Linked DNA regions of Homo sapiens: region 1 is linked to region 2. A link is a loop called in an ENCODE intact Hi-C map of the cell type or tissue named here. Cell type or tissue: endothelial cell of umbilical vein. All regions are shown on one strand. Links, peaks and the distances in the headings refer to the core of each region. The heading gives the core; the rest is flanking DNA.

The links. Peaks named below come from ENCODE experiments on the same cell type or tissue, not always from the same donor. Only the 100,000 strongest peaks of a DNase experiment are listed, where the experiment ranks them.
Region 1: it touches region 2 in a loop (4-fold over the local background); 2 of 110 quality-filtered maps call a loop at or near these places.

The regions. Positions count from the first base shown.
Region 1 is chr4:3,300,834-3,310,486 of GRCh38, reverse strand. All of the region lies in intron 1 of RGS12 (regulator of G protein signaling 12), which reads right to left. Among named protein-coding and RNA genes, the nearest start is that of RGS12, 13 kb to the right of the region's middle. RefSeq lists enhancers at 1,445-2,163, 5,380-6,029, 7,636-7,695, 7,716-7,765. In endothelial cell of umbilical vein, for the core only: no CTCF peak of the experiment used is centred there; DNase peaks (open chromatin) are centred at 4,636, 5,436 and 8,246; H3K27ac peaks cover 4,071 bases.
Region 2 is chr4:3,101,402-3,111,054 of GRCh38, reverse strand. It overlaps HTT (huntingtin), which reads right to left. Exons shown (of 67, transcript NM_001388492.1): 4 at 7,172-7,231; 5 at 5,619-5,698; 6 at 3,632-3,770. Among named protein-coding and RNA genes, the nearest start is that of HTT, 32 kb to the right of the region's middle. In endothelial cell of umbilical vein, for the core only: a CTCF peak has its summit at 4,276 (motif pointing left); a DNase peak (open chromatin) is centred at 4,274; H3K27ac peaks cover 2,062 bases.

The DNA of each region.
Region 1 (9,653 bases), core at 666-8,665, 200 kb before region 2:
GGAGTGAGCTGGCAGATTCTGGAATCACCAAGGCCACTTCCAGGCCATTTTACTGAGCCACCAGTCAATACCTCTCCACACTTCCCTTCTTGGGGTGCAGCGTGGACTGGAGACAGCCCTTGCCTTGGCCTTCCAGGCCCCAGCTCCTCTCCCGCCCGGTTCCCCTCAGAGGACACCTGCCATTTCCCGGGTCCCAGCTCCTCCCCGACACGGTTCCCCTCAGAGGACACCTGCCATTTCCCGGGTCCCAGCTCCTCCCCCACACGGTTCCCCTCAGCGGACACCTGCCATTCCCGGGTCCCAGCTCCTCCTCAACACAGTTCCCCTCAGCAGACACCTGCCATTCCCAGGCCCCAGCTCCTCTCCTGCTCAGCTCTCCTCAGAGGACACCTGCCATTTCCCGGGTCCCAGCTCCTCCCCCACACGGTTCCCCTCAGAGGACACCTGCCATTTCCCGGGTCCCAGCTCCTCCCCCACACGGTTCCCCTCAGCGGACACCTGCCATTCCCGGGTCCCAGCTCCTCCCCTGCACGGTTCCCCTCAGCGGACACCTGCCATTCCAGGGTCCCAGCTCCTCCCCTGCACGGTTCCCCTCAGCGGACACCTGCCATTCCCGGATCCCAGCTCCTCTCCCACCCAGTTCTCAGCAGACACCTGCCATTCCCAAGTCCCAGCTCCTCCTCAACACGGTTCCCCTCAGCAGACACCTGCCATTCCCGAGTCCCAGCTCCTCTCCTGCTCAGCTCTCCTCAGAGGACACCTGCCATTCCCAGGTCCCAGCTCCTCCCCTGCACGGTTCCCCTCAGCGGACACCTGCCATTCCAGGGTCCCAGCTCCTCCCCCACACGGTTCCCCTCAGCGGACACCTGCCATTCCCAGGTCCCAGCTCCTCCTCAACACAGTTCCCCTCAGCAGACACCTGCCATTCCCAGGCCCCAGCTCCTCTCCTGCTCAGCTCTCCTCAGAGGACACCTGCCATTTCCCGGGTCCCAGCTCCTCCCCCACACGGTTCCCCTCAGCGGACACCTGCCATTCCTGGGTCCCAGCTCCTCCCCTGCACGGTTCCCCTCAGCGGACACCTGCCATTCCAGGGTCCCAGCTCCTCCCCTGCACGGTTCCCCTCAGCGGACACCTGCCATTCCCGGATCCCAGCTCCTCTCCCACCCGGTTCTCCTCAGCAGACACCTGCCATTCCCGAGTCCCAGCTCCTCCTCAACACGGTTCCCCTCAGCAGACACCTGCCATTCCCGAGTCCCAGCTCCTCCTCAACACGGTTCCCCTCAGCAGACACCTGCCATTCCCGAGTCCCAGCTCCTCCTCAACACGGTTCCCCTCAGCAGACACCTGCCATTCCCGAGTCCCAGCTCCTCCTCAACACGGTTCCCCTCAGCAGACACCTGCCATTCCCGAGTCCCAGCTCCTCTCCTGCTCAGCTCTCCTCAGAGGACACCTGCCATTCCCAGGTCCCAGCTCCTCCCCTGCCCGGTTCCCCTCAGCGGACACCTGCCATTCAGCAGTGCTGCGAGTGCCGACCGCGTCTGGGACTCCACGCAGGCTCAGGCTGCAACATAAGGAAAACAGTCCCTTCCAGGAAGACCTCTCAGCCTTCAACAAAGGGCCTGGGAGGGCACAGGTAACCCGGGATGCAACAGATGACAGCACAATCCTGACAGAGCGGCTCCCAGCCCTGAACGGCGCCAGCCGCTTCCCAGAGCTAAAGGCAGACAAGAATCTTCGAATGCAAAGGGCCCACCAAGCCCTGAGCAGGGAGATGAAAAAAGTCCCACAAAACTTTCAGAAGAAAAAGACAAGTCTCACACAAAGGCATGAGAATCTGCCACCAGACACCTAAGAACACAGAGCCTGCAGGTGCGTGGGCCTTAGGCAGCCAGGTGGTGGCCTGGGGAGACCATCACAGGGCTGCACAGGCCACCCAGAGCACGCAGCACCACAGACCAGCTGTTCTCCCCATACACCTCGCACCCCAGCCGCCCGCGGAAATAAGTACGAATCGCTAGCCCCGCTCCAAGACTTACAATCTGCAAACGGGGAGGGTGCCTCGCCATTTCAGTGCCACGGCCCGCCTGCAGCAAGAGGAGCGCCGAGCCAACACGCTTCACATCTAAACCTGCCCTGAGTCCTGTGACAGTGAACAGAATCCCTCGCGTCGAGGACACAGCCTCTTACTAACGCCGGCTGTTGAGATCGTCACATGTGTTTCTTTCTGTTCACCTCCTGAAGTGCACCGGCCCTGTCTGGCCAAAAATTGGGGTGCTGCAGGCGTTGGGAGGAACACAGCAGACGCAGACCTGCAATTCCCCAACCAGCTCAGGGCCAGGGCCCTAGCAGCACCAGATGGACGGGCACTGTGCACACGGCCCCTGGGCCCAGAGCTGCCCGCACACCTGACCGCATGGTCCTGGGGCAGCTCACCAAGGCACCACTCCAAGAATCGCACAAACACCAGCCATGCTTCCTAAGCCCCTGCACGCTTCCTCTGCCCAGGCGCCCCCAGTCATCCTGGTGAGTCTGGCTGGAACCCAAATACACCAGGTAAGGAAAATATGCCCTGCTCTTTCTAAGAGACTTTTTGGAACTTTGGGAAGAAAGAAGGAAGGACCCTTTTTAAAAGGACTGTTTGTCAGGCAGGACCTTCTGAGTGTAGAATTTCGCGTCTCCCGCCCAAACACCAGGGCACTTAAAGGAGTTCTGCTAACACAAGGAAACAGGCTGCCATCTGTCCACACACTTCACAGTGGGGAGCGCTCTCTCCATGCCAGGCACAGTTCTAGGCACGAGCAGGGGCCACGAGGCCTCGAGGCTGGCACACCCACGGCCCAGGGCAGGTGCGCGATCCACGCCTGCCGAGTGAGGGGAGGAGGGAAGGGTGCCAAGAACCTATTTGACTGAAACATTCTTGACTTTCTCAAGTGTCTGAATGCAATTATTTCTGTGCATGTTTTCTACATTTTCTAAAAAGAACTTTTTTGTACTAAAAAAGTAAAAGTAAGAGGGTTGATGAAGTTTTACATAAAGGCCATCATAATCATGAATAAAATAAATAACTCCTAGTTTTACGAAAATCTACCTGGCCTCCTCTCTTCAGACCCACAGCATCCCACCCCAGGCTGGCTTGGTGGAGACGGACCTCATGCCGTGTGCACACGCTGCCGCAGCGTGGCCTGTCCCCAGCGGTGCGCGGGCTCATGTCCAAGACAGTCTGCCTAAGAGCAAGGTGCGTCGGCAAAGGCCGTATCCCAGGACCGGAAAAGCAGCCGGCGGCAACACGTCGGCAAAGGCCGTATCCTAGGACCAGAAAAGCAGCCAGCGGCAACACATCCCATAAAGCTCCTAAGCTTGTGGGGGGAGGCAGTTAAGAGGTGTGAACGATGGGCTCACTCCAAACCCCACATCCATCAACAACAAACTTGGTCAGCACCAACTCAGAAAAGAGAGTGATGTGATGAGAAGGAAACCAAACATCGGAAACTGACGAAAACCCACCCTGGCACATTGCTTAGTTGCCTAAAATGAGGAGCTAGGAAGAAGCCTCCAAAAAAGCACCTGGAATCCACCGTCACTCCCTGACCCCAAACCCCATCACCCCATCACCCCTCTACCCAGCCCAACCCAGCTCCTCCAGTGAGGGCTGTTGCTACTTGCCGGGTTCACAAGGCAAGAGCTGTGTTGTTCCCACCCACCAGCGTCCCCCAGGACATTCCCTACCCAAACAGAAGCAGAGTGCCACAGAGGGTGGGCTCAGACACCCGGGACCACTCTCTGCTCCCTGCTCGGTCCCCTGCACCAGTTACTGCCTCCCCAGGCCCTGTGCAGTGATCCTGAGGCTTCGGTGCCGGAGCAGACCAACAGCTATTTGTGTTTAAGGAAGGAAATGTCATCAAGGCCAGTGCCTGACTGAGGAGCAGAGGGTGCCACATGTCTACAAGCAAGGCAGGACAGGAGCCCAAATATTCAACTCCAGTTATGCTAAAGAAATTTAGATGAAACAGGGGTGGAAAGGCTGTGCCGCTTATCGAGCGGGACTTCCCAAATCAGCCTTTGCCCCCACACTCACACTCCCCATGGTGGAGTGATACCTGCATCCGTCTCCTCGTCTCCACACCCTCCTCTAAACTCATGTCATCGTCATCGCACCTCCTGCCACTGACTCTCCTCTGAGCAGCCCACTGCCAGGCGGCCCCCAATGCTCCAGCCAGCCAGCTCCTCCTTCCGCTTCTGTCCAAGGCAAGCCTGCTGTGCATGTGACATCAAGACAATGGTGCTGTGTGCTGAGCACCAACAAGATGGCTGGAGCCTCTGTAAAGAGACGAAGGGTGGGCCTCACAGCCTCTCATGGAATAGCCAGGCCCTGAGAAGCTTATGGGCATTAGTCCTCACCCTTCAGGACCCCAAGGCAGAGCAGGGCTCATCTCAGAGGGATGCCAGGTATGGCTCGTGCCTGATGGAATGGACACCAGTGAGACTCCCAGGAGGCCCATAAAGTTAGAACTATCACTGCCAGCTTGAACTACAAGGGTCAGAGGCAGTACAAAATAAAAAGTGGGTGCTGGACCCGGAAATCCTATCAGCAGGAAGCAGGCTGAGAAAACAACTCAACTGCAAGCAGCTGCTGTGTTTCAAACAAAGGAAAGCATGAGTCAGAGAGAGGAATCAAAGCCTCCAAGGGCAGAGGGACAGTTATCAGTCCCAAATCATGACACTTGAACAAGGAACTGCCACCATCTGCCAGGCTGGGTCTCGGAAGTGAGGCCCACCTGAGGCTCCTTCCTGCCTCTGAACTGCCACCATCTGCCAGGCTGGGTCTCGGAAGTGAGGCACATCTGAGGCTCCTTCCTGCCTCCATTTTCCCTCATTTTGAACAGGAAGGTCTGGCCTGTGGTGCTTGCCATGATGGCACCGTGGCTGTGGTTGGATGAGCTGACGGCGTGTCTCTCTAGTTCAGGTCAATAGACCGGGGTACCGTGCACCCCAGGAGCTGCATCTCAGCCCACCTAGAGCCAGTTTAGAGGATGACGCGGGACTCTGAGCAGATGCTGTCATGGAAGGACCTTGCGGGGAGTGTATTTTGTACATGGGAGGGACATGAATCTCTGGGACCAGCAGGTGCACAGTGACAGGTGGTCTCTGAGATGGCCCCCATGACACCACCTCCTGGTCATCCTGCCCCTGCAGTCCCTCCACTGGGGTGTAGGCTGGACCTAGCGACTCGCTTCTAACAAACAGAATGTGCAAAAGAGATAGGATGTCACTTCCAAGATGAGGTTTTCAAAAGACCATGGCTTTCGTCTCGCTCATGCTCTCCCTCACTCCCTCTCAGGGAAGTCACTGCCTGGCTGTGAGCTGCCCAAGGAAGCCGCCCACGTGACAAGGAATGGATGTCTCTGGCCAACAGCCAGCAGGGATGTGAGGTCTTCTAACAGCGATATTAGCGACCCTGGAAATGGATCTTCTGAGGCTGCCAGCAGCCTCATGAGTGTGCATGGAAACGAATCCTCATCGCACAGCCCTGGCCAACGCCTTGATCACAGCCCTGCGTGAGCCTCACCAGGCAGGACTCCTGATCCCAGAAGCCTTGCAGCTACAGACGCAGTGTGCTGCACAGCGGCAGCGAACCAACGTGCCACGTGATGCAAAATAGCTCCAGGGTCGTTTGACTTGCTGCCATTCCTGCTATAAGCACAAAATGGTGCTGTACTTATATCTAGGTGGCAATGTAAAGCAGGTAGTTTCAAAAATGGTCCCTGAAATCTACTCTGTGAGGAGGTGATTAAGGAAATCACACCAGATACACCAGAGACAAACTCTACAGAATGGGGAAAAGCGGCTAAAAAGAAGCCGAACTGATCATAATCTCACAAGCGAAGTCTAATTATCCCGTTTTACAAATGAGGAAACCGAGGCTCCAGCACCACGACTGGAGGCAGTTAGGATTCAAAGCCAGGCTGGCTGACTGCAGTCCGGGCTCTACAGTGCAGCCCCAGCTGCCTCCCTCTCCACCAGCACACTCCCGGGAGAAAGCGGCCTCCCTCAAAGCTCACGTTTCCACTAACAAAAACTACCTGGTTCTCAAGAGTGTCTCAGTTCCTGGGTAGCTTTAGTCTCCTGAATCTGAATACTAATAACCTACGTTTAGGCAGCAGGTCAGCAGCCACCAACATTATGAGTAGTTTTTGAATAAATATGCATAGTTTTTGAATAATACATTAGGCTGAACTGAAAAGTACAATACATAAAATGTCCCAGGTCAGCATTTTGTCATCATGCATAGTTTTTCGTGGGTTTTTAATAAATGTCACTTCTTGAGGTTTTAACATTTCAAATCCAAAGAAACCAAGAGGCTGAGCATCAGGGACACACACATTAAATGCCTCAATTCCGGCCTCATGGAGCAAATGCGCTTTCTTCCTCTTCCATTGTCAGTCTCAGAAAGATCCCACACATTGCTAGGCAGCAGCACAGCGACTCAGTGCTTACAAGAGAATTCACTCAAAAACTAATGCAGCTTTTAGAATTCAGAAGTATGGCAAACATGAATGATTAGGGGAAAGAAATAAGAGGTAAAGAAGAAATTAAAGACTGGCAACTTTCAGAATGCTTCGTTTCTTTGAACACTTGAGAAAAAGGTATATACTATTACAGTCCAGCAACAGTAAAAGGAAGTAGCATTCAGAAAGTCATATAAAGTTGAAGAAATAGTTGTGCTAACATCACACTAATACTAATCACATAAAGTGTGAACACTGGCTTTAGCTTCTGTAGCTCCGTTTTACTTCTAGAGAACACATCAGGGGCAGGTCTGTGGGGCGGGGGGAAGCCAGGCACCCAGGGAGACAAGCTGGCTTAGTTCCTCCTTCCTCTTGTTCCCCCCACTACCAGGGCAAGCTCAAGTTGCTGAGGAAGAGGAGGGGGCTTCTCCCAAGGAGGGGAAACTCTGCAGGATCCTCCAAGGACCCAGAGTCCATGAAGCAAAAGAGCCTCCAGGGACAGAGTATCTGCACAGATGCTGAAATACAGCACTGCTGGTTCCAGTGTCCTCCAGCAAGGGCCACAGAGGTGAGACTGGGGGAGCCAGCAGGTGCCCTGTGGCTGTCACCTGTGTCCCCATCCAGTCGGAGGCCCTCCCACATCCTCCCTGCCTAGGTCGCCGTACCGAGGCTCACCTTGCATGGTGGCCACACCTCCTGCTGGACTCCCCGCTGTACCCCACTTGCCGGCCCACCCTGCCCTCACCCTCCTCCTGCCCACAGCTGCCAGCGCTTTGTCCTTCCCCACTTCCTAATCCCTGCCCAAGCACCTGTCCCACTGGGTCCAGCCTCTTGAGGCTCTCTCACTGGGTCCCTCCCCAAACCTCAACATCCCCCTCGGTCAGACCCACTTCCTCGTGGCCCCATGATTTTCCTGCTCACTCATTCATTCGTTTATTCATTCAAGAACTGTCTCGTGGCTTCTGCAGCAGCTCCAGGTGGGCAACTACGAACAGGCAACCAGTGACGGTCCTGAACTCCCAGGGCCAGCTGCCCCGGGGTCACAGACAGTTAAGACAGCCCAATGCCACAGTGCACAGCAGGGCCAGGCCATGCAGGAGGACACCATTTGCAAAAATCACTCTCTCTTGAAACGGGCCCTCTCTCCTCCCCCCACGACTCTGTGGCTCAGCTCATAGCTCACCTCCTACCTGAGGCCCCCAATGACTCCTCCAACACCCCCAGCCTCTAGGCTCTGAGAACCTAGCCACAGAGCAGGGGCCCCACACTCCGGCTGTGCCTGTTCACTCCTGGGGCGCCTCCCTTCTCATGCACAGAGACGTCACCCCACAGCCTTCCGGGGCTTTCTGATGTGGTGCTGTGGGCACACACACAGGCCCCCGTGCAAGGGGCAGGAGGAACCACTTCTGTAAGCAGGGGGAGCGGAGCCCACCAGTCACAAGAGGCTGGGAGGGGCTGAGCACAGCAGGCCCCACCTGCCCGTGTCTCTGTGGTTTTGAAGGCCACACAACGTGAACTCCAGAAACTCCAATCCTGCAGAAGCACCACACCACAAAGACACTCAGACAAGAGCGGGAGCCAAGCCCCCAACCCCACCCACCCCAGACCACAACGGCCAGGGCCCAAAGCCACGTCACAGGCGCCAACCTGACCCTGCGGTCAGTCCAGCAGGGCCTGCCCTGTGAGCTCACTCTGGGCACCGGCCTGGTGATGACCTGGCTTCAGGAAAAGTGAACAGGACACACGGAGGCCACAGCCCTCCAGGATACCCCCGTGCGCCACAGCTGATGAAACTTCCTGATTCCAGAAACAAACACTATTTCAGTATCTTTGGAACACTGAAGGTCAAACCTCCTCAATTCTTCCTTTCCATTTGTATTTGACTTTCCCTTTTTATCTCTACTTGATATTTACTTCTGTTTGTGGTTTTTAAATCTGTGCAGAGTGAGACTATAAATGGAGTTGCCAGATTTAGAAAAAAAAAAAAATACAGGATACCCAGTTAAATGTGAATCTCAGATACATGACAACTTCCTAGTATGAGTGCGCCCCAAATGCTGTGCGGCAACACTGTACCTGGCAAGTCTAGCCCTGGAGAGAGGCTGTGTTTAAACCTGGCTCATTCCAACGTCCATGTTCTTCTCCTCCTCCTTGCTGGCACCTCGGAGGTCCCCCATCACCCCACCTGGACATGTCACCTCTGCGCCCCCCACCCCTTCATTCCCTCATACCTGCTTCCTTGGACAAAACCCACAGTGGCAGGTAAAGGACAGGAAAGGACAAGCACAGCCCAGACCCCGGCCTCACTCTCCATCCCCAGCCCTCGGACCCCGGCCTCACTGTCCATCCCCGGCCCTCGGACCCCGGCCTCACTCTCCATCCCCGGCCCTCGGACCCCGGCCTCACTCTCCATCCCTGGCCCTGGCGGGCCTCTCCTTAGCCCAAAACACCCCAGAAAGACTGAAACCAATTTTTCTCATCAACAAATGGGTCTTATTTCCAATCAGCCTCCTACATGTGATTCTCCTATTCACCGACACCTGGTAACCCACCTACAGGATTCAAGGGAAAAAGACACAGAGGGTTCCACCACTGTTTTGTGTTCACTAGGCCTGAAGGGGTCCTTTTGCTTTTAGTATCTTATCCACTCTCAGAAAGACAAAATCATTGCCAATGTTCACAGTACTGTGAGCCTCTTCAGCACCAAGCGTGTTAAGGACAAGCTGTGCACCTGTCCTGCCCACAGGGCAGCCGGGACAGACCCCATGTAACAGAGGAGGGCAGCCGGGACAGACCCCGTGTTACAGAGGAGGGCAGCCGGGGACAGACCCCGTGTTACAGAGGAGGGCAGCCGGGACAGACCCCGTGTTACAGAGGAGGGCAGCCAGGACAGACCCCGTGTTACAGAGGAGGGCAGCCGGGGACAGACCCCGTGTTACAGAGGAGGGCAGCCGGGGAGGCTCCTGGGGCCTGAAGCGCTGTGCCCTTGTGACCTCCTCACGTGGCTCCTCACCACCCCCAGGTCTAGGCAGGTGCAGTGGGGCAAACGGCAGCCCCAAAGATACCAGGGCCCAATCCCCAGAAGCTGTGATTGTGACCCTATTTGGAAAAGGATTATGTTAAGGATTCTGAGATGAGGCAATGATC
Region 2 (9,653 bases), core at 1,107-9,106:
CAGGGCAAGACCCCATCAAGAGACAAAGAAAAGAAAGAAGTTAAAAACATAACAATGAATAGAAGAGTTTGAGATGGATATCTAAAAAGTACCAGAAAAAGAAAAGAAAAAGGTAAGATGTGAGTCAATCTAGGAGGACCAACATCCAACTAACCAATTTCAGGAGAGAACACAGAAAATAAAAGGCAAGAACTTCTCAGAGAAATGTTAAGAAAATTTTCCCAGAACTGAAGGGATGTAAGTTTCCAAATTAAAAGGCCTACTAAGTACCTAGCACTTCACCTCCCCAAAAATGGAAAGCTTCCAAAGAAAAGTACATTCATAGGTTAAGGAATCGGGTCACGTTGGAGATTTTAAGACAACAGGGCAAAGACTTTGCATTTCTGAGGGAAAATGATTTCTACCCCAGAACACCATACCCAGCCAAGTGTACAGGAAAAAAAATGGCATTTTTATGAATGCAAAACCTCATACAATTTCCCTCCCATTCATCTTCTCTCAGGAAGCTACTAGACGATAGAAAAACATATGGCATCTAGGAACTGGGCATCCAACGGGAGAACTGCAAAGGAAATTCCAGGCTAATGGCAAAGAGAAGTCCTAGGATACAAGTGTACTACAGACCTGAAGATCAACCTGCCCAGACTGGGGCAGAGAGCTGGATAACTCAAGTTGGATGACCACACTGGGGAAAAACTGATTCAGTAAACTACCTGTCATGAAAAATTGTACTAAACACATATTACAAAGAAGTTGGAAGGTGTGAGAAGACAAAAAGGCCAAAGAATAATAAGCAAGCGATATAGAGGTAACGATTAACTCCAAGAAAACAGATGTGAAGATTAACTCCAGGAAAACAAAAAGTTGTACAAAGACATATAATCAAGGCACAAGCCAGCAAAGAGCAAGGCAGCAGCAATGGCCTCTGAAAGGAACCAGGGTCTGAGGAAAGCTGAACCTAGAAGTCAGGATCTGGAAGAAGATTGAACACGACATGGTGATGAAAGCCAGCACCAGCCTGCCCAAGAAGCTGGTGCTGCTGAAGGCCCCAATCAAGAAGTGGGCGGCTGTCTCCTCCACCTCCAAGATGCCTTCCTAAGGATGCTGGCCCCAGCACAAGCCAACACTGTAGCCCCCACCTCCATGATTAGACCTTGCAGGTGGCCCCCCCGTCCCCAGCACTGGGTCACCTAGAACTTCGATAGGGGCCTGGCCTATGAGTAGGTGATCAGCAGATCCCCGGGTGCTGAGAACCCAGCTATGGCCATGAAGGTACAGTCACCAACTTCATCTGTCCTCCTCCTCCTCCCCAGGTCCTCTCTCCAGTTTCAACCCAGAGCAAAAAACACAGCTTTCTCATCAAATAAGAAACACAATCAAAGAAATATAATACGTAAGCAACCATGACTATTTACTTAGGCATAATAACGTACACACTGAATTCTGATAGAACTATAGTGAAAGTAAAAAAATGTCTAAAATTGAAAAAAAAAATAGCAGTAGAAGCATGTTATTTAGAAATGTGGAAGTTGCTGGGCGCAGTGGCTCACGCCTGTAATCCCAGCACTTTGGGAGGCTGAGGTGGGAGGATCACCTGAGGTCAGGAGTTCGAGACCAGCCTGACCAACCCGGAGAAACCCCATCTCTACTAAAAGTACAAAATTAGCCGAGCGTGGTGATGCATGCCTGTAATCCCAGCTACTAGGAGGCTGAGGCAGGAGAATCGCTTGAACCCGGGAGACAGAGGTTGTGGTGAGCCAAGATTGCGTCATTGCACTCCAGCCTTGGCAACAAGAGCAAAACTCCATCTCAAAGAAAAAAAAAGAAAGAAAGAAAGAAACATGAAAGTAAATATTGGAAGAAATACTAAGAGTTATGTTTGCCTGTGAGACACAAGGATTAAGAGAAAAAGTAGGAAGGGAACTACTATCTTTGTTTATAATCCTGTTGGTACTACTGAATTTCATTGATAATATATATATATATATTTTTTTTTTTTAAGAAATGGCATCTTGTTTTACCACCCATGCTGGAGTGTGGTGGCACAATCACAGCTCAGTGTAGCCTCGAACTCCAACTCCTGGGCTCAACCGAGCCTCCTGTCTCAGCCTCCTGAGTAGCTAGGACCACAGGCACATGCCATCATGTCCAGCTAATTTTTTTTCAGTTTTTTTAGAGATAGGGTCTCACTATCTTGCCCAGGCTGGTCTCAAACTCCTGGCCTCAAGCAATCCTCCTACCTCAGCCTCCCAAGTAGCTACAATTATAGGCACAAGCCACTGTACCAGGCTCTTGATAATAAATTTGAATAACCATAAATGAGCAGAGAGGTAGCAGAATAGATTTTTTTTAATGCCAAAGGTTCAGGAAGGAAGTAATTAACGGATTCTACGTTCAACAAAGTGTTAGCATCATCATACTCAAATGGTGATCGAAATCATGAAAATGATGAGAACTAAGAGTACAAAAATACCATCTATCATCTGAGCTCTGACAGCCAGAGATATCACAGAGGGGACTGCCTTCAACAGACCCCAGTGTACAGATGGGCAAACTGGCGCTGTGGAGCTCTCACAGCCTCTGACCACAAAGGAGCACCTACTCCCATTCCAAAGAGATGGTAATAAAAATAACAGCAGCAGAAACTACCATTTACTGAGCATGAAGAAATATTACACTAAATTCTTTAGATTCATCATCTCCCTTCGTCATTCCAAAACCCCATGACTAGTTTGAATATCTCCTTAGTATTAACAAGAAAACTTCGAAGCTCAAGAGAAAAAACATGAGAGAGGCTAACAGTTTATTCCAAATCATTCAGCTAATAAGAGCAGTAGCAGCTAACATCTAAGCCCTTCCCGTGGGTGACTATGCTACACTCTAACACATATTCCTTTATTTTACTCTCAGAGTTGCCCTATATGGGTCCCATTAAGGCTTATTTTTCAGAATACGAAGGAAATAGCTTAGAGCTGTTGGGCAGTTTGCCTAGAGGAAAATAACTAGTAAAGAGGACAGAATTCTAATCCAAGTCCATCTGATTCCACTCTACCCAGTGTGTATCATCACCTCCCAGGAGGGTCACTTGGGCTCAAACCCAGGACTGACCTACCAAAAAGGAAGAGGCTAAGAATCCTGTAATCTGTAGAGCATGTGACAGGGTCACTATTTCTGGACATTATAAACAAAACACTAAAGTGGGTTTGAAGATGATTTGTTGGAATGCACAACAGGAAGCCAACAGGCTCTGATAGCTGCAGGACGTTCAGACCCACAAGGCCTCGTCAGTGAGCTTTCTCCTACCTGCAGTCTTGGCACAGTCATCTTCCCGCAGCTAGGTTAAAGAGTCACTCTAGTACGCCGAAAACAAATCTGCTCTGGAAAAATGCCTTTTCAATTTGCATCTAGAAACCATCTCCCAATTCAACTCTTCACCCCACAGTAAGAAATGAGAAGTGGAAAGAAGTCCTTAGGTGCCTCAAAAATAACACAAATGATGGTAGTCTAAATTACGACATACAACATACCCCAAGAAGCACTCCCACAGGACTCCCTGTTCAGAAGCCCTCACCCTCCACAGACTCACTCACAGCATCACTCGCATGTTTGTGACCTGAGGCAACAATCATACCTTAATTTCATTGTCATTTGCAAAATTGCCAAAAGAAGCCATAATTTTGGGAACAGCTGCAGCCAAGGTCTCCTGGACTGATTCTTCGGGTCTCTTGCTTGTTCGAGTCAGGCACGGCAGAAGGTTCACCAGGTAAGGCCTGTGTATGCAAAAGAACGCAAGTCATTCTTCCAGCTCTCCTTCAGGAGAAACAGAAGCAATTCATTCCCTGTTAGGGAAAAGCCAGTTTTATATTCCAACAGTCCCTAATGGGATGGGGAAAACTCAGCTGAAAGAACAGGAGGATGAAATGTGGATGAAGCTCAAGTGTTGGGAGACATCCTTCATTTCTCTTATGATCACAGAGGATCTAAAAGGCTGGGTTTAAAAATTATTTGCAGTAAATCATAATACTTCTTAAAACACTCATTTTTAATTAGAAAATAAGTGTAAGAAAATACCATTTTAAAAACAAAAATTTTTAAATGGGAATAAAGCTTTCCTGAAAAAGGAGAATTATAAAATGGGGTTGTGGGGAGAGAAGAAAAGCCGAATGTGTAGGACACAGAGCAGTGAGTCACAGATCACAGGAATTCACCCAACACACAGAGTGACAGGGCAGGCCGGGTGCGAGGTGCCAGGAGTGGTGCAGCCCTGCCCTCTAGTGGCAGAGTCTGGCAACAAGCACGGCCTCAGAGGGTGGCTGGGGAAACCTCCCTAAGGAAGTGACTGTTCCGCTGAGAACTAAGGGGGAAAAAAAAACCATCAGGAGGAAGAAAAACCTGACTCTAATCAGACTAATGAGTCAATGCAGGGTGTCTGAGGTGACAGAGCCATTGACGAGTCTGGAATCTCTATCTAAACGGCACTGGGAAATGGGTACAAGAGTTTAAATAAGGGAATGACAAGACCCAGTTATATTCTTTAAGGTCACTTTGGCTGCTATGTGCAGAACCTGGATGTGTTGCTTCAGAAATATAACACATTTTTTTAAATGATAGTAAAAGAAAAAAGATTATACAAAAGGAAATTTCCTTAGTGATTATACCTCTGCAGCCATATAAGTTCTTTTCTGGATTTTGGTTTTTTTGAGACAGGTCTCACTCTGTTGCCCAGGCTGGAGTGCAGTGGTGCGATCTTGGCTCAACACGACCTCCACCTCCCAGGCTCAAGTGATCCTCCCACCTCAGCCTCTCGAGTGGCTGTGACCACAGGCACGCACCACCATGCCTGGCTAAGTTTTGTATTTTTTGTAGAGGCGGCGTTTCACCATGTTGCCTAGTCTGGGTCAAGCAATCCACCTGCCTTGGCCTCCTGAAGTGCTGGGATCAAAGGTATGAGCCACTATGCCCGACCCATATAAGATTCTTATTGAAACTCAGTTCATATTAATAGTGAGGGTTTAGACCACATTCCCAGTGACTCAGGATGGAGCTGAGGGTCTATGGGATATCAGCATCAGCATGTATTGCTGGTTAAGGAGAAGGAGGGAGCTGATGAAAAGTGGTCCTGCTTTTGTTTCTCAATCCGTTAAGATACAACTGTTTTGACTAAACCAAACTATTCACAGTGCAACAACCATATTTTTAACTCATGTAACAGACAAATGGATATTTTGCTATAACTCCTATAGTCAGCAATAATGAAATTGGTACCTCAACCTTCAACAATTTGGCAAGTATCTTTTAAGCAAGTACTATGTGCAGACACTGTTATCGCTGCTGGGCTGCAACAGAGCATAAGACAGTAAGACCCCTGCTGTCCTGGGGCACACATCCCATAAGTCTCTTGCGGAAGGGTGGGATAGAAAATAAACAAGCACACAGATAGACTGTACGTGACAATTTCTGACATGGATTAGTGCTATGAGGGAAACATAAACAGGGCAAGGTCGACTGCAATTTGGAGAGGGCAGAGCAGACTTTTGAAATGACATCTGAGCTGAGACATAAAGGATCAGTAGCAGCTGGCCCCCGACAAAAACCAACATCCAGAGTGTACAACTTACCTGCATTTCTGAGGCCGAACCAGGTGAGCCAGCTCAGCAAACCTCCACAGGGCAGCACGCAAACTCCGAGGGGCACCATTCTGAGGGGGTGCAATGAGGGTTGCATTAAGAGTCACATACTAGTCACCAAGAGGGTTGCATAGAAACGAAGCATTTTCTTTCCTTGTTACTTTCTAATTTTAGAGAAAAGGCCATTTAAATGCATAAAACATCTGGTAACTACTTTAAGGTCTAGTGGGCTTCAATTATAAAGATATAAAGTAAGTTACCATTTTTAATTCTCATCTCATCTAATAAAGAGTAACCTTTTGAAGAAAAGTAAAGCAATCGTCTACCAAACAGCATTTCCTTCTAACATTGTGAATTACTGAATAACGATGAAATCCCACACCTGCTGCTTAACAGAGTGAAGTTTGCTCAGTGATGGAAATAAGGGCCCAAGACCTGGTATTCGACAGCACAGCAGAGGGATCATAGACAATAATATATAGTCGATAATAGTGGTTTGTTTTTTGTTTTTTTGTTTTTCTTTTGAGACAGGGTCTCACTTGGTCGCCCAGGCTGAAGGGCAGTGGCACAATCTCAGCTACCTATAGATTCAACCTTCCAGGCTCAATTAATCCTCCCACCTCAATCTCCCAAGTAGCTGAGACTATAGTTGTGCACCACCACACCCAGCTAATTTCTGTACAGACAGCGTTTTGCCATGTTGCCCATGCTGGTCTCAAACTCCTGGTCTCAAGCATCCACCTGCCTCAGGTTCCCAAAGTGCTGGGACTAAGGTGTGAGCCACCACACCCGGCCCAATTTTATTTCATTTTTATTTTTTGAGACAAAGTCTCACTCTGTCGCTCAGGCTGGAATGCAGTGGCGTGATCTCGGCTCACTGCAACCTCCACCCCCAGGTTCAAGCGATTCCCCTACCTCAGCCTCCCGAGTAGCCAGGATTACAGGCGCCCGCCACCACACTTGGCTAATTTTTGTATTTTTAGTAGAGACAGGGTTTCTCCATGTTGGCCAGGCTGGTCTCGAACTCCTGATCTCAGGTGATCACCTGCCTCAGCCTCCCAAAATGCTGGGATTACAGGCATGAGCCACTGTGCCCTGACTGTTTTAGTTATTTTAAAATGTACAATCAGGCCCGGCACAGTGGCTCACGCCTGTAATCCCAACACTTTGGGAGGCCGAGGCGGGCGGATCACCTGAGGTCAGGAGTTTGAGACCAGCCCAAAGTTCGGTTGAACCCGGGAGGCGGAGGTTGCAGTGAGCCAAGGTCATGCCACTGTACTCTAGCATGGGTGAAAGCAAGACTCTGTCTCAAAAATAAAATAAAATAAGTAAAGCATGTAACTGGATTGTTTGTAACACAAAGGATAAATGCTTGAGGGCATGGATATCCAACTTTCCATGGTGTGATTATTATGTATTGTATACCTGTATCAAAATATCTCATGTACCCCATAAATATATACATTTACATGTACCTACAAAATACGTGTACCTATAAAAATTTAAAATTTAAAACATTTTTAAAAAAGAAAAGCAAGGCCCACCTTTTTAATTTCCTTATAGAGCTCGAGCTGTAACCTTGGAAGATTAGAATCCATCAAAGCCTACAACAAATCACAAGAGATTTATGGAAGACACATCCCATCACTAGTTCTAAAACGAGCTAAAAGGAAACTAAGATTTCAATTTTGGGGCAAAGCAAAACATAATAGCAACTAAATTAAGAATATATTCATTAAGAATGAAAGAAACAAATATATGCAGGAAGTTACTGAATAAACTAGATACAGGTCATTCACTTAAACAGAAAAATGGAAAGAAAAACAATTTAACTTTCATTATCATCAAATACTACATAACATCAAAATTAAAATGGTAGATGGTTCAAATACAATAAATCCTGGCCAGGTGGGGTGGCTCATGCCTGTAATCCCAGCACTTTGGGAGGCCAAGGCGGGCAGATCACCTGAGGTCAGGAGTTCAAGACCAGCCTGACCAACATGGAGAAACTCCGTCTCTACTAAAAAATACAAAAATTAGCCGGGTGTGGTGGTGGGCGCCTGTAATCCCAGCTACTCGAGAGGCTGAGGCAGGAGAATAGTTTGAACCCGGGAGGCGGAGGTTGCAGTGAGCCAAGATCACGCCATTGCACTCCAGCCTGGGCAACAAGAGCGAAACTCCATCTCAAAAAAAAAAAAAAAAAAAATTATATATATAGGATTTATATATATATAATAAATCCTAAAGCCCCTGGAGTAAATCTTTAATCTTCACTAGCAGAACATTCTGTTGGATGATACGGGCTCAGACGGCACCCTGGACATCTGCAGGGTCCCGAGCACTGTGGGTGTACTTATAAACCACAGACCCTCGCTCTGGCCTAGAACACTTCCCAAGGCGGAGTCCTGCATCCTTTTCTGCAGGTGTGGCCCCTCCTCACTGTCAGGTATGCCCGTGGTCCCTGCCCCCCTGACCCAGAGCCTGCTGCCAGCTGGGGCCCCACATTCCTCACAGCACATCTCTCAACCCTCCTTGCTCACTTGTGAGGCTAAACCAGAAAGTACGTCCAGATGGTCAACTTCAAGCTAGTAACGATGCTAACGGCACAAAGTCCACATTAGAGAAGGGCTTCTCAAGCTAGGGGATGGGACAGGGAAGACTTTGGTGCCCCACTCTCACCCATAGGAGCCTTCTCTTCCAAATGCTTGCCCACCCAAGAGGGAGGAAGCTGTGCCAAACATCAGTCGATGATCTCTTTAACCGTGGCATGGGCAGTTGATGTAAGTGGACTGAGATGGTCTTCGTAAAACTTGTGGGTTAACCTATTGGGTCAGCAAGCTTGAAAATCAAAACCAGATCACATTCTGGGAAATTCTGAGGAGTAAAAACATCTCAGAAACGTTTAAATCCTAATCCTGTTGTTGCAGTTTGTACTGAAAGTCCTTAAATGAGCAAAGCGAATTGGACAAACATTTATTTCAACATTACTTCTTAAATAAAACTAGAAGCCTTATCAAACCTTGATTTAGCTTTACAAATGTTTTGTAAACAAATACCAAGCTTATTGTATAACAAGAGAAAACTAAAACTCAGCCCCTCCTAAGAGCAGGGAATGGTCTCTCACAATCTACGCCAGTCGCTGGGTGATGGCAGCACGCTGCTGGCCTCTTCCCTCTTGCCCCTGCTTCCGCAGACACACAGGTGGCTGCCTCTCCTCACAGCCCTGCCACCATCCTGGCTCGAGGCCCTGCACTCCTGCTGGGTCTACTCACTCCCACCTGGACTCCCTCCCACCTGTCCTCCTCTACCCCACGTCCTCACCGGGTCACTCTTCCTAAATGATACACTCCCCTGACCACATCCAAAGTCTTCAAGAGCCCCTAATTCTCTACCAAACAAGGTACAACCCCTTGACCTGACCCTCATGGTGTCCCACTCTCTGGCAGCATAAGATGGGTTCAGCCTCCACAGCTTCCTGGCACCCCTTGAGACAAGAGGCGGTGATGATTAAGAAGGTCTCCAATCTACTCTTTCACCTACTGGCTGCTGACTCCAGGAAGCCTTTCCTGCCTCCCTAGACAAAAATCACTTCAGCCTCTTGACGGTGGTGGTGATTTGCCAGCACCTCACAGAACGGAGACTTTATGCCACATATGAAGTTCTTGCTGGACACACGTGCTTCACCGCCTGAGACTAACCTACCTGAGGGAGGCATGCTGCCAGGCTATGTCAGATACCCAGTGCATTTCTCTACAGAAACCACATGCAAAATGTGCCCATTTTCTTGGGCTAAGTAGAACCTAGTTTTCACCATACACACACAGCCATACTCATGAGAAGACAAAGTCTAGGACCTGAAGGCTACGTGACCATGCCTATGCTCCCTACAGCTGGCCTGGGGTCACACGTGCTCTCCCACGCCTCCCCCTACTCTGCCACAGTGAGAGCAAACCTAGCCAGATCCTGATCCCGCTGCCAGCCCGCTGGGCCTGACAACTACAGCATCTGAGGAAGCAGGAATCTGAG